Regions from separate parts of the Mus musculus genome. Here region 2 is linked to region 1. The links are chromatin loops, found by intact Hi-C in ENCODE. Cell type or tissue: left cerebral cortex. All regions are shown on one strand. Each heading gives the region's core, and the rest is flanking DNA. Links, peaks and the distances in the headings are about the cores only. Region 1 holds the start of Ankrd10 (ankyrin repeat domain 10). Region 2 holds the start of Arhgef7 (Rho guanine nucleotide exchange factor (GEF7)).

Region 1 (14,984 bases), core at 5,034-10,033:
ACACTAGCACTGCTCTAAGAGGAGGTGGACTCCAGTTCCGGGAATTCACTCAAGGACGTTCTAACCTCACCTCTCAGCATGCAGTCTCTCCACGTGCAGCTCCAGGTTACTAGACGCTATGAAGCTTTGGGTCAAAGGAGACTTTTATGAAGCCTCTCATAGCCAAGGAAACCAGACTTAGAAATAGTCAAGACTATGAGCCAAAGGGACCTGCGAAGGCACTCTCCTCTAATCCAACCCCTCTCCTGTCTGAAATGAGAGCCCAGCAAACCAAGTGTGAAGACCTGCCACAGTGGCACTACTTGTGGCACAGTCAATGACATCTCATGGACGGACTGTTCTTTTCATGCCACTCTGATGCCTCACTCTGAGCCATGGGGGAATGAAGCCTGCATCTGCTAGTGGTCACTCCAACACAACTTCTTCACTAACACCTGACCAAACAGGCACAACTCTACTGCTAATTTCAGAATAAAGACTTGTAAGGCTTTTGCTGCTCTAAACACTCCTTCTGGATATAACATCTTGACTACATCTCTAAGTGGGAGGAATAATTGAAGACACTTACTCGGTGTGAGCCCCGCTCCCTACCAGGGCAGTGATGCACTCGAGGCTCCCTGAGCGGGCCGCCTTGTGAATGGGAGTTTCCCCCTCACAGTCCTGAAAAACAGAATGCATATGTTCAGGGTTACCACGCCTTCACAGTGAGAAGCAGGGAGCCCACACACCCTGCTCCGTCCCTGAAATAAAGTAGTGTGAGCAAAACCTAAAGTGGAATAGAACACAGTGCACCAGTGAGAGGAGGCTGAAAGCCAGGCAACAGGGCAGACTGCCCACAACATTCTGCTACAAGATCCTGATGAGAGAAGACCTGGGAGATGTCCAGTTCTGATGATGTGGTTAGTGCGTGCCAGCAATGCTGATTTACTAAGCATTTTATCCTGGAGCTTGGCACAACTGTATTGTATAGAAACTCAAAATAACTAGCAAAAAACAATTCACATTAAAACAGTCAGGACAAGAGAAAGCCCACAAGAATCTTAAAAGTTCCCATCTATCCCTCTACAGCTTCTATGGTGTTGACGCCACTAAACCACAAGAGCACCTTCAACTCTCTATGCTGAACGAGAACCACATGTTAGAAGACGATCAAGTCAGAGGATGAAGCAAAGAGAGGAAAACCTAAGCTGGGCAGGCGAGGCTTTGTAGCACAGACAGACCTTCAGCCAGGCAAACACAAAGGCCAACAGAAGGCAGTGAGCACTCAGAAGCCTCTTCCAAGTGATAGTCGTTTTTTAAAAAATGAACCTGCTTTACTGTGTTAGTGAGAAAACCCTTCTAGTGTGATGCTTCTAGGTTGTAAGAACCAACGCACGAAGTGCATCAGAAGACGAAAGCGAGCAAGAGGAGGCAGAGACTCAAGGACCACGGGCCTTCTAGGACACCTGAGGAGAGAGTGTCCCTAGCACTTAAATGGATCCCCCTTCAAGGTTCCTGGGAACAGCAGTTGGCTGTGATAAAGAACAAAAGGCAGGGGTGGGGCAAATGCTCACTGACTGGCCCTGGGAAAGGGTCACTCATAAATATAGCAAAAGCCCAAGGTCCTTCCCAGTGCACAGCACCACACAGGGAGAATTGGCCACTTATTTAAACAAGGGTTCCAAATGGCTCTAAATGGACTTAAAAGTGATTCAAGAGTCTGGTCAGGAAAAAGTTGTTTTTTAGTTTGTTTTTTTTTTTTTTTTTAAAGAAAGAAACAAGCAAGCCACATGATTATCCAGGAGCTACCTAGTGAACTCAGAAAAACAACAACAAAGAAGACAAAACCCCAAGCTGCCTTCATTTTCCCCCTTTATTGGAGATGGGGGTCTCTCTATTGCACATCTCCATGTCTTCTAACTTGCTACATAGAGCAGGGAGGCCTCACACAGATTCATTGACCAGCCTCCACCTAACATTGGGATTAAAGGTGTGTGCCACCATATCCGGCCAAGCCACCTTTTAAAAGAAAAATGGAAGAAACAAAACCCACACAAATTGGCTGGAAGGGAAGAAGTTTCTGTAAAGAAAGTGCCTCGTCACACTGCTGAGCCCCAGCTTCAGTGAGGAACCATCCTCAAGAGTAAGGGAGAGGGAAACTGTGGCAAACACCCACCTCTGGCTCCCTCTCCCACATACACGCACCCACCTGCAAATAGATTATTCATATACCACAGACACATACTCTCTGCAGAAAGCTAACAGATTTAAATGAGAATTTTGCAAAACATGTTAAAAAAATCTTACAGTTAATTTTGGAACACAGCAAACTATTTCTCAAAAAAGATGGAGACTAGTAACAGTGGTTAGAGAACAGGCAGGACTACTTCTAGCCCTTGCTTTGTGATTTACACACTTGAAGAAGGCGCATGTGGAAGCAATCTTCAATCAAGAGAACCCAGAAACTCCCTGAATGATGATGCTCCAGTTTCCATTACATTTCTAAAGTACCCAGTGGTGTGCATGCATAAGAGGCTAGAACCATCACAAACTCTGGGAGGCAGGAAAGAAAGAGGAAGAGGCACCAGAAATCCTGGCCAGTTGCAGGGAGGACAACTGATACTTTAAACAGTGCCCTTCCTCACTCCCATGGCTCAGAAGGCAAAGCCAGGTAACTTTTCAGTCACTAATGCAGAAGATCCCACCCCACCAGGGCTGAGATCCGAGAACTTAGCACCCTGTCTGGTGCTGGAGCTGAACTTAGGCCCTCACTCATGCTGTACAAGTGCTCTACCACTGAGCTGTTTGTTAACTCCCAGCCCACAGATCCTTAGACTGTTCTTTAATTTTTTAAATGTTGGCTTTTGTCTGGTGAATACTATTATCCCTGTTCCAGTCCAATAAAAGCTAGTTACAACCAACCAGAGATGCTCTGCAAGTCTTTAGCAAGGCTGTTAGTAATGGCACCAAAATACAGCGGCATGAAGACTAGCTCCACTTCCCTGTTGAAAACCTGCAGCACTGAGTCTCACCTGACAGACGGTCAAAAGAACGTGGATACAAACCTGACCATGGAACTGCTGGCAGCTGACATGCCAAGGGCAAACAGAAGAAATTTAAGTAGACACAAACAAGGTGAGAAACAAGCAAACAAACTGTCTACCCCACAACAGAGCATAAGTCACTGCCACATCTACAGTGACCTCCAGAGCCAGCAAAAGGAGACAAGACATTCTAGGTCCAGGTGAGCACCTGAAGTTGAGAAATTACAACAAGGCTAGGAAGGCTAGGAAGACTTGCTCTGGGAAGGCACCCCAGAGCGTAGCGGGGACACGGGGACACACCTGCAAGTCTGTATTTTCCGCATCTGCTGAAAACAACGAAACTACCATAAATGCTAACTCAAAGGAACATCTAGCTTTGAAAAAGCCTTAAAACAGTACCAATTTCTTTATACCTTTCTAAACTACATTTTGTTAACTACTTAAAGTTAATATGTACCTAAATTCCATATTAACAGCAAATGAGTTATTTTCCTTCCCAGAATGACTACCCATATATGTCTCTTTGGTAGAGCTGGAAGCACAGCCTGCTAAGTAAGCCGTCCAGAGCCGGACTGCCAGGTGAGCAGAGGACCCAGCTCGAGCCCACACCTGCTGAGACCAGGGGGCAACAGTGTGGATGTTAGCAGGCGGACAGACAAGCCCCTGCCCTGCAAGGTGACGGTGCAAAAGAGAGATTCATGTCAGAGAAGGAAAGCAAGCATGTAAGGATCTAAAGCTGTCCCTACTCAAGTCTCAGTGACAGAAAATGGGCCTCTCTGTCAGTCTCAAGGAGAAGGAAACTGCCTGATACAGGTGGGTCCCCTTCATCCAGGCTTTTAACCATGGCCAAACAAACACTTGCCATTTTATGTGAGTAGCTAAGTTATCTTCAGGAAAGGGACTACTGCTGCTATAGCCATGCAGGAGGGAGGAAAGGAAGGTTCTTTGCATACAAGATGCGGATGGCAATTAGAAATTACTTAAGGGGCTGGAAGGGCAGCTCATCTGTCTGAGGGTACAAGCTTCCCTTCCAGCACCCCTATCAGTTCAGAGCGCTTACAACCACCACCTCCAGGAGAAACTAATGCCTCTGGTTTCAGCAGGCATGTACACGTAGTCACACATAGACAAACATCAGCCACCAGTGCTGCCAGCGGCTGGGCAGCAAATTCCATCTGCTCCCTTTCAGACCATCTACTGGATGTTTCTCTATGATAGGCTAATAACATAAACATAGATTTGGAATACACTTAGGTAAGAGAGTCTAAAATTATATTAAAAGAAAATCTAGGGGCTGGTGAGATGGCTCAGTGGGTAAGAGCACCTGACTGCTCTTCCGAAGGTCTGAAGTTCAAATCCCAGCAACCACATGGTGGCTCACAACCATCCGTAATGAGATCTGACACCCTCTTCTGGAGTGTCTGAAGATAGCTACAGTGTAGTTATATATAATAAAAATAAATAAATCTTTAAAAAAAAATCTAGTTCACATAACCTCTAACTGTATACTTATACAAAAATTCCTCAAGTCATTCTGTGTTCCACTAAGGAAATGACACTTAAAATGACATTTCTACACCTAGTCACTACACCCAATTTGTATGTGAAGGGCAAACCCACCCTTTTGCACATCTGGATATGTTTCTGCAGTGTCTATGAAGTTAAGGCAGTAGTGAGCTGGAGCCAAGAAATCTGGGCTGTGGGCCAACAGCCTTCTATTATCAGCTGTGACCTTGGGCAAATCATCAAATCAGATCTGAGGGAGCCACAGGACACGCAAAAGCACTCTATAAACTGAGTGCACGCCTCCAGAGGAAAGGGCCTATTAGTCACAAGTAACTGAAGGGACAGATTCCAGCTCACCTCAGGTGAAGACATTCAACTCTAATTAAGGGCCCAATTTAAAGCAGTATCATGTGAATAACTGGAACTGGAAAAACAAACAAAGGCAGTGTCAATCAGGCCTTCTTACCGGTTTGTTAATGTTGGCCCCAGCTTGAATCAGCCAGACCAGACACTGAGGATGTCCTCCAAAAGCAGCGATGTGGGCTGGGGTCTGGGCATAGCGGGTGGTCGAGACATTCAGTGAGGCTCCTGCTCTTACCAACTGCATTAAGCACTCCAACTTCAAACAAAGGTGGGAGGAGAAACAGTACATGTCAGTATAGCAATTAATAGGACACAACCTAAATTCTCTAACAGTCACCAGTGGCATTTTTGCTAGCATTATTTTCTTCTGACAGTAAGTTAATTTTCTCCAATCACTAAGCAAAACTTTAAAAGCATTTATGCTGAGTGGAGTGTTCTTAAAACACACACACAAACCTCCTATAAAGGCGTTCACACTCATGGTAAGTAAACATCGGGCTGTAAAAATTGTACAAATTGTACTGTACTGTAAAAAGTGCAGTAAACTCTTTATAGTCAGACTTTCCCACACCGTGCACAACCCCGACACACTGAACTGCCCCAAAGCCCAGTCTGTATCTCTCTCTCTCTCTCTCTCTCTCTCTCTCTCTCTCTCTCTCTCTCTCTCTCTCTCTCGGCCTTTAAAACTGAACAGAAACCAAGTATGCGAGATAAATAACTAACTATAATAAAAGAGTCACACCACGGCTGAGCTCACCCAGTAGGTGACTAACTCAAAGACTGGCAAGCGCAGACAAGATCCAGCCAGGTCCCACTGCGCTGGCAGCTGGCTATGAGTCCACCACATTCAACATGTGCCTACACTGGCCAGGAATTTCTTCGGTACTTACTTGTTCTCCAATTTTGGACTGTCTGTTTCTCTTCAACTGACCACAGGCAGTGAAGAAGCTGTGCTTGGTTGCAAGCAATTCCTGAGAACAAACAGCACCCCGAACCTCCTATCTGTCTCCCCAAGCAAGGTAAGCTTGTCCTTACAAAGGACTGGTCACTTCAATAAACACAGATTCTCTGAGTTTTTATTGATCGGCAGGCTGCAAAACTTGCACAGTCCACAGCAAACAGACATTAGGACAGTGTTAGAAAGTGATGGCTGGCCAGGCGGTGGTGGCGCACGCCTTTAATCCCAGCACTCAGGAGGCAGAGACCGGCGGATTTCTGAGTTCCAGGCCAGCCTGGTCTACAAAGTTAGTTCCAGGACAGCCATGGCTATACAGAGAAACCCTGTCTCGGAAAACCAAACCAAACCAAACCAAACCAAAAAGTAATCGCTGGTGAGATTTCCCAAGGGAAACATACAAGTACAAAGTGGCAGTAAGATGAACAGGTGTCAAGAGAAAAGCAGTTAGTTAACCTTTAACGTGGAGCCAGGATTTGAACCTGTTAGCTATGCCGTGTTCAACCTAGGAAACTGGCTTTGGAATTGTGGAGGGTCCTTTTAAATGGGGCATCTGGTAAAAGCAAGATAGTTAGCCTTCACAATGGCCAGTTTTCCGGGAATAAATAAGCCCCATAAATTACTGGGTAACCTGAGCATCACTGGTAGGTACAACCTAGGGAAACACGCTGGAAACCTACAGGAGGGAGAGCAGTAACACATGGCCCGGCTGGGGTGAAAGGCTCAGCCTTTTCGCCTCTAAGAGCTTTCCGTAATAGTTGGAACGGGTTAACAAGATGGTTCCGTATCTTAAGACCATCCAGGTTTCAGATAGGAAAGCTCAGAACTACAACGTCCTCGCCTCCGCTACAATACTGGTCTCCAAAGTCAAGTCTACAACTCGTTCTCCGTAGACGTGAAAATGCTCCTTTAGCTTTAGATCAAATTCTGGTAAACAGTACAGCGTGAATTTTGCCGCTTTATGGCGCAGAAGCACTTCTGTGTGCAGGTTAACTAAGGCGACCACGAGAAGGTGGATTCCCAGCGACTACCTGCACCCAACTGCATGCCACCTTTCAACACCAGGAGAACGGGGCCAATTAGCGCAGCTTACACAGGACGGTCCCGGTGGAGAGGGGGCCGATAGGCATGGCCGCGACCCCGCCGTCGGCCATAGCAGGTGCAGACTTGACACCCCCGGCTACGAGGGCAGCGCCCATCCCTCCGTGCCTTCAGGGGGCCCTGCACCCGGTTTCCATTAGACAGAAGCGCGAGGCCCCCAGTTTCCTCCTCGCCACGATTCCCGAAGCCCGGCGGCCTCCGCGCAAACGGCCTCAACTGCAGTCTGCCCGCCCCGCTCGGAAGAGCCACAAGTGTGCACATGCGCCCTGGATCCTTCGGGGGAGCCGGCGAGACGGACCCCATTTCCGCCCCGCCTCCCAACACTCCCCGCGCCCCCGGAGGTCCTGGGTCGCGCGCCGCCCGCCGCACATGCGCCTTGAAGCCCTCGAGGCGCCCGCGGCGTCTGAGCAGCTTCCGCGCCCCCCACCCCCCACCGTCCTGGGTCGCAGACCGCGCGGTACCGCACATGCGCCCTGGAACTCTCAGGGGTTGCGCTGCCGCTGCCGACCGCGCTCTCCAGACACCGTGGGGTGCGCTCTGACCCTAACAGCACACCACGCGGAAAATGGCGCCTTAAAGTGCCCGCGCCCACCTTGCCGAAGTGCGCAGCCCAGTGCACGGGCGTCCAGCCGTAGAAGGAGTCCTCAGCGGCCAGGTGAGCGCGCGGCGTGTGTGGCAGCAGCGAACAGAGCGCGACCAGGTCCCCGTCCCGGCAGGCGCGGTGCAGCGGGAAGCGGAGCGACAGCAGCTCCTCGCTGGAGAAGCCTGCCTCCACGGCCGCGCCCGCTCCCGCTGACATGATGGGTCGCTAGGAAGCACGCGACTGATCGGCCAGAGGAATGTGCCGGTGAAGGCCTGCGAAGCTGCCGCCACTCGAACACAAAGGACAGGCGAGCTGCTGCCGCGTCCCATCCGCATCCGAGCGCAGCGAGCACTGAGGGCGGGACCTGAGCCACGGGGCGGAGCCTGCGCCTTGAGAGGGTGGGGCCTAACAGTCCGCTGCCTCCGACCGCTGCTGACGCCCGTGGTGGGGCGAGGCCCGCGCCTGGATAGGGTGGGGCCTCCCGCAGGTGGTGCTGAGGCTGGCGCCTGGGATAGGGCGTGGCCTTGGCTGCAGGGCGGGGCCTTCTCAGGGTCTGCGCAGGAACGCCGCCTTAGGCGTCTGGTGGTGAAGTTAGGGGCTGGGAGGCGATCACCGCTTGAGGAGGCCGCTACTGATGCCAACGCTGAAGGTGTAGGGGTTGAGGGTGGGCCTGCACGTTAGTGTGGTTAGAGGGACGAGACTTGCCGGGCAGTGGTGGCGCACGCCTTTAATCCCAGCACTTGGGCGTCAAAGGCAGGTGGATTTCTGAGTTCAAGGCCAGCCTGGTCTACAGAGTCAGTTCCAGGACAGCCAGGGCTATACAGAGAAACCCTGTCACGAAAAACAAACAAACAAACAAACAAAACAAAACAAAAAAAGGAGGGGGGAGACTTGGCTGCGACTGAAGCCTGAGGAGGCCGCGCCTGAGACCTCGCCTGAAGCCGGAGGCCTACGACCCTGGCTGTAAACCTTGCCTGGGGCAAGGCCAAAGCCCAGGCCGGCCTCTCTGTGATTGGCAGCTGAAAGCCACGCCTTAACTAAAGGAGGAGAGTCTGGGATTTGGAGCGGAGCGGCGCTCTGGTCGATTCCTGGGGCGGCTGGGCGTGACCTGGCGCTGGTGGGTGTGACCTGGAGCGGTTGGAGCTCGGCCGCAGGTTCCTGCTGAGGACGATGCCTGAGGCGCTACTTCTAAATAGAGCTGCTGCTCTGCCAGGCACACTCGCGAGTGGGGACTCAGGACTCTGGCAGCCGGCCCTGGCCTGCTTCCGCGGTTGCCTGAGTTCCTCCAATTAGTGTTTATTGGGCGCCTGCGGAGCACAGCTCCTCATTAAAAACCCGAAAACAAGGGTGCAGCCAGTTAACTTCGGTATGCCTTAATTGGAATGGATGCCAGAGAGAATCGAGAGGCCCTGGCGTCTGTAACTGTAAAGCATGAGTCACGTGAGCAGGCTGGGCACATGGTGAAAGAAATTTTAGAAAAATTGACTACTAAATTCTCTTTCCAATGGTACAATGCTATGGTTGTAAAAAATTTGAAATTTTTCTTTTTTCTTTTTCTTTTTGTTCTAATTTTGGTTTTTCGAGACAGGGTTTCACTGTGTAGCCCAGCCTGGTCTACTCACTCTGTAGACCAGGCTGGCCTTGAACTCAGAAATCCTCCTGCTTCTGCTGGGATTAAAGGCGAGCACCACCACCTCCTGGCTATAAAATTTGAAAATCATACTGAGCCATTAAGGAGTAGACACTATTCATGGAAGTTTTACTTTTTTTTTTTTTTTTTTTTGGTTTTTTTCGAGACAGGGTTTCTCTGTATAGCCCTGGCTGTCCTGGAACTCACGTTGTAGACCAGGCTGGTCTCGAACTCAGAAATCCGCCTGCCTCTGCCTCCCAAGTGCTGGGATTAAAGGCGTGAGCCGCCACCACCGGCCAGCTTCTACTTTTTACTTAATGAAGTTTTACTTTTTCCCTTTTGCTATATATTTGTTCCTTGTGTATGTTTATCCTTGAGGAGGCTACATAGTAGAGATTAAAATTACTGTATTGCAGAAACTGGGGCCTGGGACTCATCATCCTCCTGCCTCATCCTCCCAGCTGCTGGGATTATAAATATGCCACCAGGCTACATACCTTACATTGCAACATTAAGTAGCATAAAACAAGTAATCAGAAACCAGACAATTGATAAAGGGGAATTGTTAACCGGGTGAACACACTACACAGCCATCCGTTCAAATAACAAACACTCCCTGTGAAGGTGATATTGAGAAATGTTCCAGTCTACATAGACAAGTGTGATGTTTAATTCACTGAGCAGTGACTAATGCGTGGGAAATATGAGACGTCATCTGTCTGTCTCTAGTTCATAATCGGTGAGGCAAGAGCACAGCGTAATAGTTTTGGTATTACTTGGGTGCTTGCACTGAATGGTGGGCTCTTGTGTTTCAAGCTTCTTTCACTGAGAAGTTGGTTTTGTTTGACATGCCATTGGCCTGTATGTGAGCGCATCCCCTTAAGCTCTGGAAAGAGGAGTCTCATTTTGCAAGATAACAGGTGTACCTGGTCAGCTTTTCCAACAAGGGAGAGGCACTTTCCCCTGTCTTCTGGGGACTGTGAGCCTGAGATTTATACTTAAGGGAACTCCCTTGGGTGTAGAATCAGATCTGGATCATGTGACCAACCCATGTTCGCCTTAAACATGTTCTCATGTGCAGCGTGGCTCATGTGGATGTCTGAGGATAGTTTTGGGAACCTTTTTCTCCTACTACTTGGATTTGTGAGGTTGTCTTCAGCTCATCAGCCTTGGCAGCAAGCTCCTGTACCTGCTGAGCCATCTCACTGGCCCATGCTTTGCATTTTCACCGTGAATTTTATTTTGCACACAGTATCAAGGTCTAGTAAAATAAAATGTAATGTTTGGATTCTTAGAATGGATCTTTCTTCAAGACCACTTTTTAGTTTGTACAATTACTTACATAATATGCATATTTCTATAGCCATGCATACACTGATGTGTGTCCTCATGAATGGGTCCCCAGTGTCTGCGGTGGGACTTGTGGATTGGCTGTATCAAGTGTCAGCACTCCAGTTGGCGGGTAACCCACATTTTGCTTAGTTACTACTATTTTTGTTTTGTTTTCTTGAGGGTCTGTGTAGCCTGGGCTGGCCTGGAACTCAGCATCCACCTCGGCTTTCCGTCTGCTGGGATTGAGGGTATGTGCCACCATGCCACATTTTGTTCAGTTATTGTAAAAGAAAATACAAAGAAGTACCCTGCCCTTAAAACAGGAATTGTGTTTTTCCAACCAAAGATAGTGTCATGAAAGGAGCTGAGATGCCTAATCTTTTAAGTTCAGACTCGATTTTAGAGAGCCTGACCTAAACTGAACTCAGGTAAACTAACAGTCAGGTACCTAGCATTAGTTCCCAAGTTGCCCCTCCACAAAACCGGAGCCTAGCTCCAGTCTCTAGGCTAATCCCCAACAAGACTCTACAAGTCTTTCTTTCTTTTTTTGGTTTTTTTGAGACAGGGTTTCTCTGTGTAGCCCTGGTTGTCCTGGAACTCACTCTGTAGACCAGGCTGGCCTCGAACTCAGAAATCCTCCTGCCTCTGCCTCCCAAGCACTGGGATTAAAGGTGTGCACCACCACTGCCCAGCCAGAACTCTAGAATTCTTGTATTTTAAGCAAATAGTCTACCAACTGAACCACATACCCAGCCCAGCCTTCACAGACCCTTGCTGACTAGAAAGCTGTCAGATGCCTTTGAGAATGGAGGTAGACTTTGGTCTTCCTGCTGCGCATGTCTGTTTTGGAGCAGAAACTCTCACTCCTCTCAGTCCATGACTGTCCGATTCCCGACAGCTCCCTACCCCCACCTCATGCTTCATCCTCACTCAACATTTGCCAAGTGACACAAAATTGAAAACCGAGATTCAAATCAGTTGGCAGCCCATTTTCAGAAGGAGGGTGGCCAAAGATCTTGCTTAAAGTGAACTTCAGTATTCTAGAGCTTCCGGACATGGTGATGCACACCTCTTCTCATTTGGAAGGCAGAGGCAGGAGGATCTATGCGAGTTGAGGCCAGCCTGGTTTACATAGCAAGTTACAGGTCTAAGTGGAAAGACCCTATCTCAAACAAACAAAAGTTATAGAATTTACCTCTCAGTGTCTTACAAGTGCCTTGTTTTGTTTTGTTTGTTTTTTTTTTTTTTTAAAGTGCTGAGTACAAATATTAAAAGGGAGGATGTTTTACTCAGACACAAGATCAGACTCCATTTGTCACATGGATAGGAACAGAAGTCATTGTTGGGGAAGAAGGTGAAGGGTACTGTGTTAAGTCAGTTTAGTGGTATTGTATTAAAATAACTGAGGCATGAACAACATGAAAGGTTATTCTAGCTAATGGTTTTGGGGATTCCAGTCCCTGATTGGGTGGCCCTATAGTTCTGGGTCCCAAGCAGCAATTCCCTCATGGCAGGCACGTGTGGCAGAGCATCCCATTGTGAGAGGCAGGTCCCATAGTTCCCTTTGCAGGAGATCCCCACCTCAAACCCCATTACCCAGAGTCCTTTCTACTAGGTCCCTTTGCCCCTGGAGCAGTTCCACTTCGGGATCAAGCCTTTAACACAGAGACACTTGGAACTATATCAGGCACAGAGGTGGGGGTGGGGATGGGAGGAGTGGCGGGGGATAGCGGTGGGCACGTCAGGTGCTGCTATGTAGGAAAAGAGTTCCTTGCCCTGAGAAGCAGCTGAGGGGTAAGATGACGGTCAGGTGGACTTCAGCATCACAGCCACGTAGTCATTTAAAATGTGTTCAACTGGTCTGCTTATGTCTTTGCTGCTACTATTCAGGAGTGCTTCAGCACCTGAGCCAGGGTGCTGGGTTTCCAGCCTCCTGAATGGCAGACTAGGAAGTCTCCTCACCACCCAGGCTGTGCCAGACCAGGCAGAGGATGTTGCCTGGCCACCAGCTGACCAGCCCTTGGACCTGATGTTACTGAAGTGATGTCACTTTCTGACTTTAACTGAAAGTACTACTACCACATTTACTATGAAAGAACACCAAGAGAAGCTGGTGTAATTCCAGAACTTGGGATAGGACTTCAAGGCTAGCCTCTGCTACATGAGACCCCACATTTAAAAGAAATATATACAAACATATTACTAGAACTGTTCATTACAAAGGAGAAGATCATCTTAGCCACCTCAACAAGAGTCAAAATGACTCTTACCTGCACAGAAGTCACCAAGCCAGCGAATGCTAATGTCACAATACAGTCTCTACAGTGAAGACAGGGTAGAACCTTTCACTACCCTTCCTGGTTATTTTAAACTTGAAAGCAATCTCTTTAGGGGCCCTAGGGAGGCTCCTTAAATGGAACAAAGGCAACAGAAAACAACACCTCTAGTGGCAGTTCCCCTGGAGGCTTTCTACTGGGGCAGTTAATCTCTCTGTTGGCCTTGCCCTCTCTGTTGGGAAGGCTGGGATGGTGTGTGTGAAAACTATATGCTGGAGAGAGTTCCCAGCCTCTCTGCTTTAGTTTCCTGTCTCACTAAGGTAAGACGGTAATTATTCTGTCCAGCTGTAAGGGTCATTGTCAAGGTCAACTGAGACTAGCTGCTGATTGACAGTGAGTTCTAAGCTAACATAACCTTTTCCTCTCCAAGTGGCTTTTGGTCATGGTGCTTTATCACAGCAACAGACCCTAACTAAGACAAACCCAGTCTCCTTAGTTTGTTTCATATAGGAGAGAGCAATCTGTAATCTTGCTCAGTACCTTATGCAGACAGAGCTTCAGTTTCCTAGCCAGGACATGTAACTCTGCAGGGAATAACTAGAAACCAGTGTTTTGATCTGGATACATAGAACTGCCCTTGGTGCCTTTTGGCTGGTCACCCTTCAGCCCTTCACCTCCTATCCCAGCATGCATCTCTGGAACAGTGATGGCTTAGAGCTTTGCTTGGCAAGTAAAACACCGTCAGATGCTAATGCTGACATGACATGGTACCTGCCTCTGGAACAAAGCCAGCAAAACGTAAGTCTCCATGAGTGTTGAAGGATGCTGGGTGTGACATTTGTTTGTATATATAAAAAAATGTATCAATCTTACTTCATGTTCCTCCATCAGAAAATGTTTTCTCTGCCAAGGTTAATGACCTCATGATAATTAGAAGCTATGTGAGTCTGGAAGATGAGGGTGTGTCTTAGCAAAATGGTAAATGCCATGACCTTCAGGACAGCCCTTAAGGCTGTTGGAAAGAACTCTGAAAATATAAGTTCAAAAATATATAATTTCTCAACTATGTAAAAATATAAGGATGCAGTATGAATTGTCTAAGGAGCTTCACAGACCTAAAAAAACAGAGGCAGCTACACTATGAGCCAGCTTGTAAGAAAAATAAAAAAGGAAGGAGATTAAGAGATTTAGGGAGTGGTGATCATGGAGGCAAGATCCCACCCAACTAATTTTATTATTTGTGCTTACAAAAGAAGGCAGATTCAAGGTTACCCTGGGATAGAGGGAGGTTAGGCCCAGGCGTGGTGGGCATGGCATCTCAGAGTGAGATCCTACCCAGCTATGTTGTCTGTGCTTACCAAGGCAGGCAGAAAGATCCCTGAGGCCGGGCGTGGTGGTGCACGCCTTTAATCCCAGCACTCGGGAGGCAGAGGCAGGCGGATTTCTGAGTTCGAGGCCAGCCTGGTCTACAAAGTGAGGTCCAGGACAGCCAGGGCTATGCAGAGAAACCCTGTCTCGAAAAACCAAAAAAAAAAAAAAAAAAAAAAAAACACACAAAAAACAGAAAGATCCCTGAATTCATTCGCAATGTTAAGGAAGGGAATATACTTGCAGTCTTTTGCTAAGAATCCTGGGGTGGGGGTCAGGGGATGCTGATTTGTGGATTAGTCATAGTGGAACCTGGGATGAACGATTGAATTGATATGCAGATAGAAAACTGGGCTTGGGTCTGGGAGAACGGAGCTATCTGGATGAGCTGTCTGGTGATCTCCAGAAAGCTGTCTCAAGCAGAACACAGTTGTCAGCTTGTGCCCACGCTTTGACTTTAAGTTCTTTCTGTTGCTCCTGAGCACCCCTTCCTCAGAACCCTCTCCAAACCAAGGCTGGTCCGTGGCATGCTGGGAGTGACTAGACACACTGGACTCAATGGACCGAGCAGGACACAATTGAAGGCACACTGGATGTGGGACATTGTGAATGAGGTTTCCAGAAAAGGCAGCACTTGAGTTAGTTACCATTGCATACGACTGGTTGGCAGATTAAGACTTCAGTGGTTGTGGAAAGCTGGAATGTTGCAGGTTAATACCCACCTCTGTGATTGGCTTAACACCCTTGTAACTACCAGAAAAAAAATCCTTTGTGAACTGTGCTAGTAGAGCCCCAGCTTCCATCAAACCACAAACTGAGAATGTCACCAGGTAGCGCCTAAGGCCTG
Region 2 (14,984 bases), core at 4,832-9,831, 92 kb after region 1:
CACAAAAACAAAATTAATTTCAACTTGTTTGTGTTATGTTTTTGATAATGTTTTCATATCTTACATTTATTTTTATATTAATGATGACATTTTTGGTTTAAGTTGTTATCATTGGTGATTACTAACGAAGTCGATTGTAACTTCATGGCTTTCCCCCACAGATAGCCTGTATTTACCTGCTGCTTTCTTGTTTTCTTTTTCTTTTTTTGTCTTCTGTAGGAGGAGATAGTTCCACACCAACAATCAACATTTAATTCTTCCTCTCACATCTTTATGCCTTTTAATTCCCTGGAACTTTACCCATGATCCCTTACTGCTGTGGAATACACTTCCCCCACAGTGAACATTTTTATCTTAGTCACAAGGTGACATTTCCCACTTGAGGATATGTCTGACCTCTGGGAAGTGGCAGTAGGGGTTTGAGGATGTCACCTCTGGCCAGTTAACAATAAGCAGTCACGAAGCCCACTCGTTTCAGTGTCTCTGGCTACACTTTCTCTTCCTAGTGATCACCAACCTGAAGAGATGGATACCTGGGCATGGCTGCCCGTCCCTGCTTGTGCCTTTCTGTGACACTTGAGAACAAGGCTGAGTCCCTAAGGCACCGAGGAAACATCAGAAGCAGCTGAAACCCCACAGGGGAATATCTGATCCATCTTGAGCTCATTACTGGCCGCCAGACATGAGCATAGGGTCATCTTATGGCTACTCCACCCATGCAGGAAGGTGCTGAGCTGATGGAGCAGAACGGAGGGCGGCACCATTTCAGGCCACAGAGACTGGACCTGGGTTTCTTGGTGGTTGTTGTATGTGCTAGGGTAGAGCCCAGATCTACAGCTTGAAGCCCACCCAGAAGGCCCAGTGTGAGGGTACCAGGTGCACCCAGGAAGGATCTTACCTGAACTCCCCAACCCAGGACTTGCATGTTGTTTGAGCCCCTCCATCTTTGGCACATTGTTATGGAGGCCTTAACCAACCAATGCAAGCGGTAACCTACTAGAGAAACATTTTCCACGCCTGACATCAGTTTTGCAAGGTTGCAGACTCAAACTTGACAGTGCATGAGAACAGGCAAGCTCTGTGCGCCAGATCAGCAAGAGACTGCTATGCCATCGAGATCACCAGATCACCGACCTATGTAAAGAAGTCAGGGGTGTAGAGCTCACCCCTGATGCCTCCCCCACCCCCTCCACAGGTGCTCTCTTGGGTGGAGATGCTGTGATGTGGCCTCAGGAGAGGGGCTTCCCTTGGGCCAGCTCTGACTGGTTTATGAAGATCTGTCTTCAGCAGGTGTCACAGACTGTCCCTTACTAGCGTCCCCAGAAGCTGAACCCAGTCCTGGGATCCAAATCCATGAGCCTCCTCTTCTATCCACGTGCTAACCTCTCATTCTGTCAGGATGGTCTACTAGCTGAGTCCTCTTGCTGTGCTCATGAGTAGGTCCTTTCTGAGATCTAGAGATGACTGGGTTAGAGAGCCTCTGGGTGTCAGAGGTGCTCCAGCTCCCCTTTAGGAGCAACCACACATCTCCCAAATCCTCCACAGGGTCATGCCAAGCCTCCAGGTACAGGCCTGCTCCCGTCCCAGCCGAGTCATTTTCCTTGGTGTGTGCTGTTTCCAAGTCAGCTAAAGTAGCACTGCCCACCCCTGCCTGGACAGAGCGAGTTACCGATGTGGAAGGAGGGATGGCGCGCAATGGATGTGCAGACCTTCTGCTTTGTGCTATCCTAGCTCTCCGGGTTCCTGTTGGGCTGGGAGTTCAGTACAGCTGAGGCCAGCAGAGACTCATGTTGTATAGCTTCCTCAAACCATGGTTTAGAATGTGGGTCCCTAAGCAGCACTGAGTTAGTAGGACTTAGAGAGGGCGGTCTGTAGACTTAGCAGGTGCTAACACTGAGGACGCAGGCTGGCGCAGCTGTGGAGCAGCTGGCCTCGCCCTGGTGCTTCAGCCTCGCCATCCTGGCCAGGCTCAGGGCTGGGGTTCTGCATATTGAGACGCCGCTGAGGACATGCCGTCTACCAGCAAAGTTCCTTGTAAATCTTGAGCGTTGATGGATTTGGGGACATGTGAGTGTCCCTATTCTCCCTCTGGTGGACTTGTTGGCTTCTTGCCTAGGCTGGAGGACCCCGAGAGCAGAGAGGCCTTGTGGAAAGGCTATCCATCTCTCTGTACCAGGTTTTATAATAGCAGATAGTAGGCTTGCTTGGGGGTGTGCTTAGTCAGCAGAGTGCTTGCCTACTATGCATGGAGTCCTGAGTTCTGGCTCCAGCACTATGTAGAGCTGGTATGGTGGTTCATGCCTCTAACCCCAGCCCTGGAGAGCAGGAAGAGTCTTGAACTATGTATGTAGCATGACCTTATCTTAAGCAAACGCTCCCTGTTTCTTGTCTCTTCTTTGAACCATATCCCCTGGACCCTGAGCTGAGGGGGTTCCGCCCAGAACTCGGAGCTCCATTCTGCACTGGTGGTGGTAGGGCAGGTCTCCCTCTACATACACATTTGCTAATGCTGTCTAGACAGACTTGAAATTAAACTTAGTTCTTGGACAAACCTGGGAAGCCATGTGTCCTAATGGAGTTCTGGGTCCTCCTTAAGTTGTGAGTTCTAGCATCGAGTTCCAATTTTCCAAACCCACGCATTCGCTGAATCTTCTTACAAGAATGTGTCAAAAAGACCGAGCATGGTCATTTAAACATGCTTCTCATTGTGAAATCATACCCACAACAATGAAGACACTTATGAAGGGACACTTCCCACACAGGACTAACTTTACTGCCTCTGAGGACAGAGGATAGAGAGATGGCTCGGCAGTTATGAGCGATAGCTCTTCTTGTAGAGGACAGGAGTTTGGTTCCCAGCAGCCATGTCAGAGAGCTAATGATGCCTGGAATTCCAGCACCAGGGGTTGAGAACCGATACAGAAGAGATATTTAAAAGTCAGAAAGGACTTAGAAACCCAGTAGGCAGAGCATGGCTGTAGAGTACAGCTCCAGGTTTTGTGGTTATGGATCCGAGCAACGGCCACGACCACATTATGGTTGTAGCTACATGAGTGTATCCACAGAATACGTACCCTAGCTCACACACAACACACCATACACACAAACACACACCCTATACCATAGGGGCACATGCACATATGCCATACCACAGCCTTCCCACACACACCGTGCATGTACCACACATTGTACACACTTAACCTTTCTCTCTCTCTCTCTCTCTCTGCTCCCCTTACACACATTGCCTGTAAAAATTTGGAGAGAGCCACATTATACGTCTGGTTTCGTTACTAGCCTCCCACTTTTCGTTAGAGGCTTGTATTGAAAACGTTCTCTGGTTGTGTGGGTGGCTATGGTTGAGCATCCTGGGTGTGGGGCTCATGGAAACTATTCTTGATACATACTGGGAGTGTCCAAGTGTCTCACAGAAGTTTCTCTTTTCTTCTCTAGGAGCAAAGGTTTATATAACATAACACTCTCTCGAACAGGGAGCATGCACTCGTGTGCTCATGGGCCAGTTTTGCAAAGTGGTATTTACAGGTTCAGTTGGCCAATCATGTCAGCGGCCAGCAGCCTCACGTTCTTGGCTATTAAGAAGCACACTCTTCCATAGCACTGTGGCGAAGGAGAGAGTCAGAGGGAAATTATAACTCCCTTTGGAAACAGTAAGAAAGGAAGTGTTCCCTTATAGAACTCGTGGGACACAGTGAGGGCTCTCTCCAGAGGGAGTGGGAGCAGAATGGGAGGGGGAAGGGGTGGAGTCTTGGAACAAGTGAGGTATCCTGGGGACTTGCAGGGGACTGAGAGTTCAGTCAGGGCAGTTACCCAGAATTCTGATTGCTGTCAGGAGCAGTGTAACACCTGGGTTTTGGACAGAGGACCTCAGAGTCTCTCTGTGTAGGTGGCACGGGCTTTACATTGCATCTTGCCCTTCCCTCCCCCTTCTTCTGGAGCTGGGGTAGGGCACACAGATGCTGTGCATGGTGGGCTTGAGGCACAGACGAGGGTCCCTGAGTTCTGGAAACAGCCTTTACAGGCTACACAGACCTGCCCAAACTTTGTCCCACACAAAGACGTGCTTTTAGATCTGTTGGCCAGCCAGAAAATTTGCCCTCAGTCCAGGAGAGGACTTAAGATCCCTGTCTTCTTAGGCAATTGCTAGTAAACATCTTTGGGGTGGGGAGAGATAGGGCCAAGCTGCTTTTGAACTCCTGATCTTCTTGCCTCTTCCTCCCAATAAATAGTGGGATTACAGGCTCATGTTCAGGTACAACATACTTTTGGTAGGCAGGTCAGGAGCAAAAGCTGTGATGTCACCGATGGGATGCCCATATGTGTGAGCGAGCGTCCTGCAGCAGACATGGAGAGACAAAGGAAGGCAAGCTGGAGCTGGGACTCATTAGGTAAAGTTTTTGCTTAGCATGCACAAAGCCCTGGGTTCAATTCTCAGCTCCGCATAGAACAGAATGGTGGCACACACCTGTCATTCCAGCACTGGAAAAGCAGAGGCAGGGGGATAACTTCATGATTGTTTTCTAGGGCAGCCTGGGCTCCATGAGACCCTGTCTCAGTGAATGAATGAATGAATGAATGAATGAACTTGGGGGATGGTGGTGGTGCTTGCCTATGGAGTAAGTTCTAGGACAGCCAGGACTACACAGAGAAACCCTGTCTCAAAAAACAAATAGAGGGATTGGAGAGATGGCTCAGTGGTTAAGAGCACCTATTGCTTTTCCAGAGGTCCTGAGTTCAATTCCCAGCAACCACACGGTGGCTCACAACCATCTGTAATGGGATCTGATGCCCTCTTTCTGGTGTGCATTCATAAATAAAATTTAAAAATGAAAAAACAAACAAACAGACAAAAAAGATGAAAGCAAGAGGGAATAGGAACAGCCACAATGATGAATCCCTCAGATTCCATGAATCCAGGATGCACTTCTGCAGCTCAGGATGCTGAAATGAGGGAGCATCAGGAGTAGGTAGCTTCTCACCTTGATCTCTCTGTTGGAATCATAACCCAAGGGCCTCATGGAGACTCTCCAGAGACTGGCCCTGAGTCACAAACGGTGATGGTTGGATTCCCGAAGGAGCCACCCTTCTGAAGGATTCCACATCAGCGCCTGTAGAGCCAGACACATATCAGAGTGTCCTTGGGCACCATCACCTTCTGACCGATGGTGGGAAGCTCCGTCCCTTCCCCCAGTGAGATGTACCTGAGGTGGGGTGCTGGGGGCAACTCAGACGATCTGATTTGGGGTTGGTATGCCCCAACAAGCATGTCCAAGCCGTAACTCCCAGTACCCATACGTGGGTCTTTATTTGGAAGCAGGGTCTCTATATGTCATCAAGATGGAGTTATCCTGGGTCAGAGAGGGTAGTTTCCCCTGTGACTGGCATCTTCCAAGGACAGGGATGTTTAGACCTAGGCATAGAAAGGACGCACATGCCATGAGAAGTCAGGATGGAGATTGGGGAGTTAATGTGTGAGCCAAGGAAGGATGTCCAAAGACGAGTGGCCCCTGCAGAGACAAGAGGGGACCTTGACAAATCCCCACACACACCTCTATGAGGGACCAGCCATTCAGATGCTCAATGATTTCAGCCTCTGAACTATAATACAACTTATTCCTGCTGTTTTGAGCTACTTTATTTCTTGAAGATGATGGCAATCTCAAGAAATAATCCAGGACCTAGTGGGGGTACACCAATGCCCAGGGGGTGATCGACGGGTAAGGAGCAAAAGCTATGCTATGACTGATGACTGCTTATCACTGCAGCCATATCCAACCTTCCCATGTCCTTGTTTAGCCAGCATTGACACTATGAATCTGGACTGAGGCAGGTATGTTGGAGGGGACCCTAGGAAGTAGCCACACAAGAAAGGAGCCTGAAGGAAGCCACATCTCTCATCAGCGGAGACCATGCTGGCACATGTACTGCGTTAGGGTTCTCCAAAGAAATGAAGCCACAGAATATCACACAGCAGTAAAGGGTACATTCTTAGGTGTCCAAGTGTATTAGCTAACATCTATTAATCCAGCAATTACCACCTGTCTGTCAATCATCTATTATCCATCGATATCAGCCAATCAGCTGCTTGTTTAAGGAGAGATCCATCACAGGGTACTGGCTCAGGTATGTAGGGAAGATGGCTAATCCACTTCTCCAGGAGGCTCAGGCTGGAGTGAGGGCTTCTGACATTCCAGTTGGTGTTTCTCTACCCATGGGGAGAAGGGCATTTCCTCTCCTCAGTCTTGTAGCAGGGATTTAGAAAATGCCAAGGAAATTTGACCAAGGGTTCACCTTGGACACCAGAAGTGCTCAGCGAAGCTCCTCAATGACACAGTTGTGAGCAGGGCTACTTTCTAGGATCTCCTCCAAATAATGATTCGAAATTAGCGTGTACTGGGGTTAAAAGAAGGTGATCTGTAAGGTTATCATTTAGCAGCTCAGGGGCTTTTTTTCCAGAATGAACGGGTGTAGTCAATGGTCCAGTCTGACCGTTGGTTCCCAACTTCCTCTGTCTATTAAGTCGGCCTCTGCCTGGCTTCCTTAGGGCCACTTGACAGTCAATATATGTAGCTATCTTTGTGTACTGCGTGATAAGGCCAGACCTAGTCTAACAGGATTTAAAAATAGTAACGAGTAAATTTTTCAATTCAGCACTAGGGAAAGCTTCTTCCGGGTTGAGCAGCTTTGGTCGATAGACTCGGGCGTCGGTGATCAGTTTTGCATTGCCACTCTCTGGACCTCCACAGGGAAGCAAGATGGGAAACTGGCTGATGTGGGGCTCCTAGGGCAGGGTACCTCTCATATGTAACCAGGAAAATGGACAAAAAGTGAGGCTTGGGTCTGTCGGTGGTAAAGACACCGTAATTGCAGCAGTGGTTGGTTAGGGCTGGCTAGCGCTGCTCTGAAGGCAGCTGCCACCACAGAGAAGCTGGCCCTCAACAAACTTCACACTATTTTAATGCTTTGTTTGTGTCTGGAACAGAAATGTAGTCATTTAGCCAGAAGATGCTATTAAACGCAATCGATGGTGGTGATGGAAGCACCTGGAGAATGCAGAGAAGAGAGTCGAACCTGTGATCATTTTTTTGTTTTGTTTTTGTTTTTTGTTTTTAATTGACAGCATCGCATGGCTTCTAGCCTTGAGCAGTTACTGGATGAACGTGCGTGCCTGGCCCAGGGGAAAGGTCTCCTGGGACACTGCAAGCTTTATTTTAAACTGTCGAGGAGTGCCAGCCAGCAGGGAAAGCATAGGACCAGTGGCGGGAGTAAGTGGAAATATGTGTCGATTGACGGTGAGCCCTCACCTACTCCCCCCTTCCCCCAAGGCTCCTGTCACACATCCTTTGCGCTGGAAGAGGACGCCCAAGTTCTGGGCCTAAGCGTGGACAGCACGCTTTCCAGCGGACACCCACCCGAGGTTGCGATGTGCTCTTGATCGCTGGACACGTCACCGTCAATTTCACAAGGAGTCATGCAAGGCTTCTGGCTACTAAGGTCGTCCGCGCCCGCCGCCCCCCATCTCCGCTCCCGCCCCCCGCCTCCAGTGGCCTTGCAGCCAGCCGCTTAGCATCGCGCCCGCGTTCCCGACGCTCGTTCCTGCCCGAGTGAGACCCATCTGGTCACAGATCTAACGAGCATGTGCGTGCCATCCCCGCCGGCTGGCGAGGTGGCGAAGAGACGCCCGCGCCCCGCAGTCGGCGGGCTAGCTCAAGAGAGCATTCTGGGAAGCGCTTACTAATCGCGCGCCGCCCTACCCACAAAGGCGCGCAGCCCCGGGGCGCGCGGGCGGCGCAGGTGAGCGGGGGGCGCGCCAGCTGTCGTGCGCCGGGGCTGGCGCGGGGTGCGCGCGGGCGGCCGCCGCGTCTTTCTTCTCCGGTGATGTCATCGGGCGACGGCGGCCGCGGCCGGGGGGCGGCGGCGGGGGCGGTGCCGGGCGCCCGCAGGTTCCTGCGCCGCTAATGAAAAGGCACTTGACAGCGGGCCAGGGCGCGCGCGAGCCCGCGGAGCGGAGCGGGACCTGCTGGGCCGGCCGGGCCAATCGCCGGCGCGCGGCCGCCCATGGGCGCGGAGGCGGCGGGGGCGCGGGTGGCCGCGGCCCGGGCCGCTCCGAGGTGATCGCGCGCGGCGCCCCCTCTGTGCGCGCAGCCCGAGCCGCCGCAGCGATGAATTCTGCCGAGCAGACCGTTACGTGGCTCATCACCCTGGGCGTGCTGGAGTCGCCCAAGAAAACCATCTCGGACCCTGAGGTCTTCTTGCAGGCGTCGCTCAAGGACGGGGTGGTCCTATGCCGGCTGCTGGAGCGCCTGCTGCCCGGGACCATCGAGAAAGTAAGTGGCCATGGCACGGTCTTCGGGTGGGTCCCCGGCCCGGGCGGGCGGCGGGCGGCGGGGCGCGCGGGAGCACCTGGCGCGCGCCGGCTCGGGGCCCGCGCGCCCTCCTTTGTGCGCGGACCCGGCGGCGCGCAAGGCGCGGGGACCGGCGGCGGGAGTTCGGGGCGCCATTGTGTGCGGGGCGCCGGGAAGGGGACCCGCCCTGAGAGCACAGACAGCGGAGGGGGCCGCGGTGACGCTCGGGGCCGGCTCGGGGTCACGAGAAGGAGAGTTGGCTGTGCCGGCGGCGGTGGGGTTCTGCTCCACCCTAACGTGAAGTTGGGAGGTCGGCTTCGCCCCTCGCCGACACCGATCGGAAAACCTCGTCTCTGTGCCGCGCAGCTTTCTGCGATGGCTTTGTTTGAACGGTTTCGTCGCTGCCTTTGCAGTCTGACTCTTGCGTTGAATGGACCGGTGGCTGGGCATGTTTAAAGGATGCATCAAAAGCCAAGGGAGGGCCGAGCTGTGAAATGACTTACTGCCTTCCCCATCAAGGGATTCTTCACTCAGCCAAGCCTGCAGAACAGCGCACACAGGGTGCTGAAGCCCGATTTCTTTGGGGATGGGTCAGAATTTTTATCCTCACTGCCTGCTAGATTTGGAGCTGTCTGCCTGCTGCTGCTGGCTGCTGGCTCCCTGGCTCTGCAGTGTGAACCTTGACCACCGCTCTGGGTGACCAAAGTTTGTTTTCGTTTGTAAGCTCACAGAGCGGGCCGGGTCAGGGGTTGGGAGCACTTCTAAGAACAACCATGTTTTATAGGTCAAAAAATAATAAAGTCCTGTGTTCAAGATTATGCCAATACACAGTTTACAAGAAAACTTAAGATCCTTAGTAATTTAAAAGGTGTTAAGTACAGAAATGGAAGTGTCCCATAATTAGGAAGAAGTAACACTTCTTAATGGAGTACACACACACACACACACACACACACACACACATGCACATACACACAGACAGGCCCTAGGCAGGACACTCTGTTAATGCATATTAAGTGACCTGAAAAAGCAGAAATTCTAATTGTATTCATAAATTGGCATGCTGCAGTGTCAGAAAACATTTACCATGAGTTCCACATGCGTACCACAGGTTTTAGGTGTTTTCTTGAACATTGTATTGAAAACGACATGCATCTTAGAAGGACTAACTGATGTGGGAAACACTGTTTATAAGTGGGGCAGATCAATAAAGTTACAATTTTAAGATGCAACGACTGAAGAGAGCAGGGTGTGACTTGCCAGACACTGAGAAAACCCGGCTGTCCCCTGGCCATTGGTGATAATAAAAGACAGACGTCTGAGTGAGACACATGCTAAGGTTCTTAAAGATAACCCTGTTCTGTTTCTGAGGCAAAGCTGTAAAAAGATTCCTGTGCTATGTCAATGGACATGTTCCCATCCATGAACACGTCACGTGACATGTTTGCAGCGTTGATGTGGTCAGGCAAACTTCAAAAATTCATATTCTATTTTAAATTCTAGAAAGATCCCGTGAGGAAGTTGCAGCGCCTCTTTCATCTCTGACACAACACAGAGAGAGATGAATAAAAAGGGCTAGCCTCTGGCAGCTAGATTGGTCTCAAACATTCTGAAACTACAGTCGAGTGGAAATCTCTTGGGTCGGTGTTGTTTTAACTCTCTTTTTGAAGGCTGATGACCCTGTACAGATAGTCCCTGGCTCTTGAGTGAGGGGTATTTGTGGGGAGTAAACCATCAGCCACTGTCTGAAATTCTGGATTCCACGAGTTTGCATCTGCCATGAAGTCATCCGCACTTGGCAATGAATGCCTGCATGGAATCACATTTGTCTTGAAGCACATGTGTGGGGCAGCTTTTGCTTCCGTGCTGGAATGCCAGAGGGAGACCCTCTCTCCTTAAAAAGGAAATGCCTGGAAACAGAGCTGAACTTATGTGCGGCACGTGAAGGGTCTTAGCTGGACCCATTGCTACGTGGGCATGCTGACACTGGAGGGTTGTGAGCAGCGTAGGACTTCCCTTTCTCAAGTTCATGAGTTTAAAATGGAGTCCAGGCCTGGGAATGAGTGCCGAAGGAAGGCTTCCCATGTGTCTTTTATTAAGAGCACGTCCTGTTGTGTTTCACAACTGGGTTGGCTAGCGGGGACGGGACATTCCTTGAGCTCCAGCTCAGGCAAAGAAAATGGTGGGTTAGGGTCCCTTTCCTGAAGCCTCTGTGTTTACTTCTCTTTGGAGGCGAGAGGAGTGAGCTACAGACTGGTGGTAAGGGGTTCTGCTAACTGCTGCCTGCTGCCTGCCACGGCTCTTGGTTGCAGGAAAGAGGGAGGCTGGGATTGGCAAGTTTCCCCAGCTCTGGGGATCAAACTTTTGCCCTTTGATTGTTCTCTGAAGAGTCAGGCCTGAGCTGGTCCCATCCTGTTCCCTCCCTTTTCTGATCCCAAACCTGTCTTAGCCATCGGGTCCCTGAGCCTTGGCAGCACCATCCTTAGTAAACTCCTGCTTCAGACACTTCTAGGTTATTTTGTCCAAAGGAGGCACACCCTAGATGCAGGAATTTTAGAGGATAGAAAACCACCAAGCATAATCTGTGCTAAAATGCTGTTTTAATTTTACTCGTGGACGCAGTGTACAAAGTTGCTTAATTTCCCTAAAAGCCTCCAGGAACTTTGTTCCTACTGTGTGTCCCTGAATGGGTCAGGGAAGCTGTGTGCAGTCCACATGGCATTCTCTGTGGGAGAACTGGGGTCACCAGGATTTGGGAGTGTAACTGAAACCAGGGGTCCCTCCCCACCATATATGCATTTGTTTCGTGGTCTGGTGGCCAGAAATTCGTGACCAAGGTATGGCATGTGCTTCCTACATATGCTGGGACACTTGCCACTTGCCCAGGCCTTTCTCATACGCTCAGGGATCCCTAAGTTTGTGGAAGCACACCTGTGAAGCACACCTGTGTTATATGAAGTTCTCACTGTGGGCAAATCCGTTCTGTCCAAATCCACCGTACGTCCTCTACCTGGTATGAGGGCATCTCCCCAATTACCTCCCGAGTGACCATCACCAGGTAAAACCACATTCTGAGGTCCTGGGGGGCTGGGCCCCCCCATGTGTGAATTTTGTGGAGCGTAATCCAACCACAGCTGATCTCAATCAACTTTTAAGAACTTTCTTAACCTACTTGACATTGTGGGAGCCAACTTTTGGCATTTTTTAAAATTATCTAAAACAAATTTTAAATTTAAATATACTCTAATCATATTCTTTCTCTCCTCCAAGTCTTTCTAGATGCTCACCCCCAACTTTAAAATCTTTCTCTAAAAACAAAACAAACAACCAGCACGACAGCCTCAGTGCCCTCCCCCCAATGCATTAAGAAAGAAAAATTAAACAATGCCCCAAAGGGAGGAACCCCACCACCTGTAACCAATTAAAAGCCCACAATAAAACTGCGGAGTCCTCTATGTTGGTCAACTACTCCTGAACTTGAAGCCTACCCTGAGTGGTTGATATACCCAGTGTCACTCCATTGGAGAAAACTGATTTTCCTTCTCCCGGGGGCTGGGGGGGGGAAATAAATGGCAGCTCAGTTGTTAACCTTTACTTTAGTAGCTAGGTTTTCTTTTTCATTAATTAATTACCCTAGTTGCTAGGTTTTCATTAATCCATTCATTCATTTAAAATATTTAAAGCAAAACCAAATATAATAAGATGAAGCAAAAGCCATCACATCAAAGCCGGACAAGACAAATCATCAGAAGGAGAGCCCCATGCCAGAGACCCACCCATCGCCGGCACTCAGGAGCCCCATGGAGATGGAACTGAAGGCTCTAATATCGAAGGAGAGAAAGGACCTGGTGTGGGCGGCACAGGCCCTGTGCATGGTGCCCCAGTCGCCCTGAGTTCATTTGCGCTTCGCTCATGTTGATCTAGAGGACCTTGTTTTCTGGTGTCCTCCATTCCCGGTCTTCCCCACCTCTTCGGCGTCATCTTCAGGGTTCCCTGAGCCCTGAGAGGGAGAGGGACTTGATGGAGACAGCCCATTTAGACATGAGTGTTCCAAAGTCTTTGCATAATGTCTGCATGAGGGTCTCTATTTGTTCCCTTCTGCTGCAGGAGGAAGCTTCTCTAGTGTTGGTTGAACAAGGTGTTCATCTATGAATATAACACAAACATCATTAGGTATCATTTTATCTATTGCTGCATTTCCCCCCCCCCCTTTTTTTTAGATCAGTATTATTTGGTTTTGCCCTAGGTCCCTGGGCTACCTAGTCTCAGGTTCTTGGAAACCTAAATAGTGTCCGGTTTGAGTTCCATCACATGGAGTGGGTCTTAAATAAGATCAGTTATTGGTTGGTTATACATATAAGCTTTGTGCCACCATTGCCCTAGTGTATCTTGCAGGCAGTGCACAATTGTAGGGAGAGGGTTTGTGGCTGGCTTGTTTATATCTCTTGTTTATATATTGATATACACCGGGTATATCAACCGCTCAGGGAAGGCTTCAAGCATAGCCTGAATATATCAATATATCAGGAATAGCATGCAGAGTACTTCATGTACCAAAAACTCTGGGACTTAGGGGGTGAAGGCTTTATGTAGGCACTAGCTCAACATCTTAAATAGCAGGTTCTTCTCAAGGGGTTAGAACAAGAGAAAGCATAGCTAAATGCTAGAACAGTGTGAGGCAGAAGGACAGATCTTGTTGGGTAAGATGGACAGCTGGGTGGTCTGGACTGACCTTCCTGACATGTGACTTGGGCTGTGTGCGCTTCATGTCCCTCCAGCAGCCATGGGAACCTTTCAAAAGTCTGCTATCTCACTTGATGCAAGACCTACTTTTGGGTCAGTCTTGCAGCTGATGGGAAGAGATAGGATAGTTCCCTTGGGATAGGACGAGAAAGAGTCTCCATGCTATGGGGGCAGACAATAGAAATGGCACTCAGGAGCGGCACTCCCTCTGGGCCTGACCACTGAGCAGCACACACTCAGTGGTGGCTGTGGTGACAGTGTTAATGACTTGATCACTCAGAGCAGGTTGTGTAGGACGAGGATCACAGAAGCTCTCATGAAGATGGGGAGCATAGTGGCTCTTGTGAAGGCATGCCAGTTCATTTGGGAAGAGTTAGAAAACAGACTTCATCCAGACCATCATTAACGAGAGCCTAAGCACAAGTCAGCCTAGAGTAGAGTCTTTCATGCTGAACTTTGCAATAGTTCACTTTGTTTCCTTTAAAAACGCGTGACTTCAGGGTGCTGCCTTAGCCTAGAGCCAGCAACTATAGCGGGTGGTTTTGGGTTTCAGGCCTGGAGATGAGTGAACTGGAAGTGCCCTGTTGTCTTATACAGAAACCCAACCCAAACCAAAACACTTAAATTCAGTTTAATTCAGGAACTCGGAAGAGATTTCCTGAGGGCCAGACTGAACGCTGTCGTGTCTATGTCGGCATATGCACATGTATACCCACCCACAGGTGAACGGACAGCCACATGGCATGCTCACATACACAAAGCCATGTGCACCCTTGCTGATGTGCATGTACATACCCTCAGATGCACGAAAAGATGTTCTCACACAGGTACACACAGAAGCACATACACAGATTACATGTTTATGTGTACAAAGGCGCATGCACGCTCACTAGCATGCAAGTCCACCCACATGGATGCTTATATGCACGTGCAAACTCAGCACACACAGCAGCACACATGAATGTATATGTACAAAGGTATGTGCGTGTTCTCACTAGATGTGTGTACGTCCATGTAGATGCACACATACATGTGCACACACATGTACAGGTGAGCACACAGCAGCACACTCATGTACACATATGCACACATGCATAAAGGTGCATGCGTGCTCACTAGGTGTGTATACACTGATGTGGACACATACACATGTGTGCACACAGCCAGTTTGGGACAATAGGATGGGAATCATGGCTACTGGTGTCCTCGGGGATATTGCTGAGAGCTCTTAGCCTGGGACCAGCACGTGCTGCCCTGGCAAGATCCTTCCGTCCATCATTAGAAATAACCAGATCCTTCCCGATGCCCTCTGCCTGCAAGAACTGCCCAACTTTCATTAAGACTAAGAAAGCACCAGTCTATAATCACAGTGTCTTGCTTCCTTCCTCAGCGCACCTTGTGAGAGGCTCACTTTGTAGAAGGGGACACTGGCATAGCAGACATCTTCCCCCAAGTCTCCTAGCTTTGAAGGAGAAGGGAGAATCTAAGAGGAGGTCAATCCTCACCGCCTTCAGGAACTTGCAACCCAGATTGGAACACCATTGAGTGGCTTGGGCCTGACCTCAGGATTAGGTAATGTGGCACTGTCCCCATTCATCTAGGAGCCAGGGGAGGGGAGGACAATGTTGCAGGCCTACAGAAGGGCTGTGGCAGCAGTGGCCGGCATCATGGCTTCTTCTGCGGTTTGCATGCAGCCCTGGTCAGATGGTGGAGGTGCCCTGCTGGGTGCATCCTTCGGATGTACCTCCTCTGCAGCTGGCCTGGGTCAGCCCTCTCAGGATCTCTTTCCTATGGGTACCAGGAGGATGGGCATCACAGCAGAGCAGAAAGTAGACTTTGCTCTGGAGTCTGAGCCTCACTGTGGATCCCAGAGCACGCACA

The links. Peaks named below come from ENCODE experiments on the same cell type or tissue, not always from the same donor. Only the 100,000 strongest peaks of a DNase experiment are listed, where the experiment ranks them.
Region 2: it touches region 1 in a loop (8-fold over the local background); 2 of 42 quality-filtered maps call a loop at or near these places.

Annotation. Positions count from the first base shown.
Region 1 is chr8:11,627,871-11,642,854 of GRCm38, forward strand. It overlaps Ankrd10 (ankyrin repeat domain 10), which reads right to left and starts at 7,887. Exons shown (of 6, transcript NM_133971.3): 1 at 7,541-7,887; 2 at 4,996-5,148; 3 at 569-660. The coding sequence starts at 7,747. It overlaps Mir7238 (microRNA 7238), which reads right to left and starts at 7,866; the gene lies at 7,824-7,866. In left cerebral cortex, for the core only: a CTCF peak has its summit at 7,243; DNase peaks (open chromatin) are centred at 6,970, 7,323, 7,969 and 8,752; H3K4me3 peaks cover 2,913 bases; H3K27ac peaks cover 2,029 bases.
Region 2 is chr8:11,720,075-11,735,058 of GRCm38, forward strand. Arhgef7 (Rho guanine nucleotide exchange factor (GEF7)) reads left to right here and starts at 7,984. Exons shown (of 22, transcript NM_001372321.1): 1 at 7,984-8,342. The coding sequence starts at 8,178. It overlaps 1700128E19Rik (a long non-coding RNA gene), which reads left to right. Exons shown (of 2, transcript XR_003947511.1): 2 at 220-468. In left cerebral cortex, for the core only: no CTCF peak of the experiment used is centred there; DNase peaks (open chromatin) are centred at 7,726, 8,176 and 8,643; H3K4me3 peaks cover 2,299 bases; H3K27ac peaks cover 1,660 bases.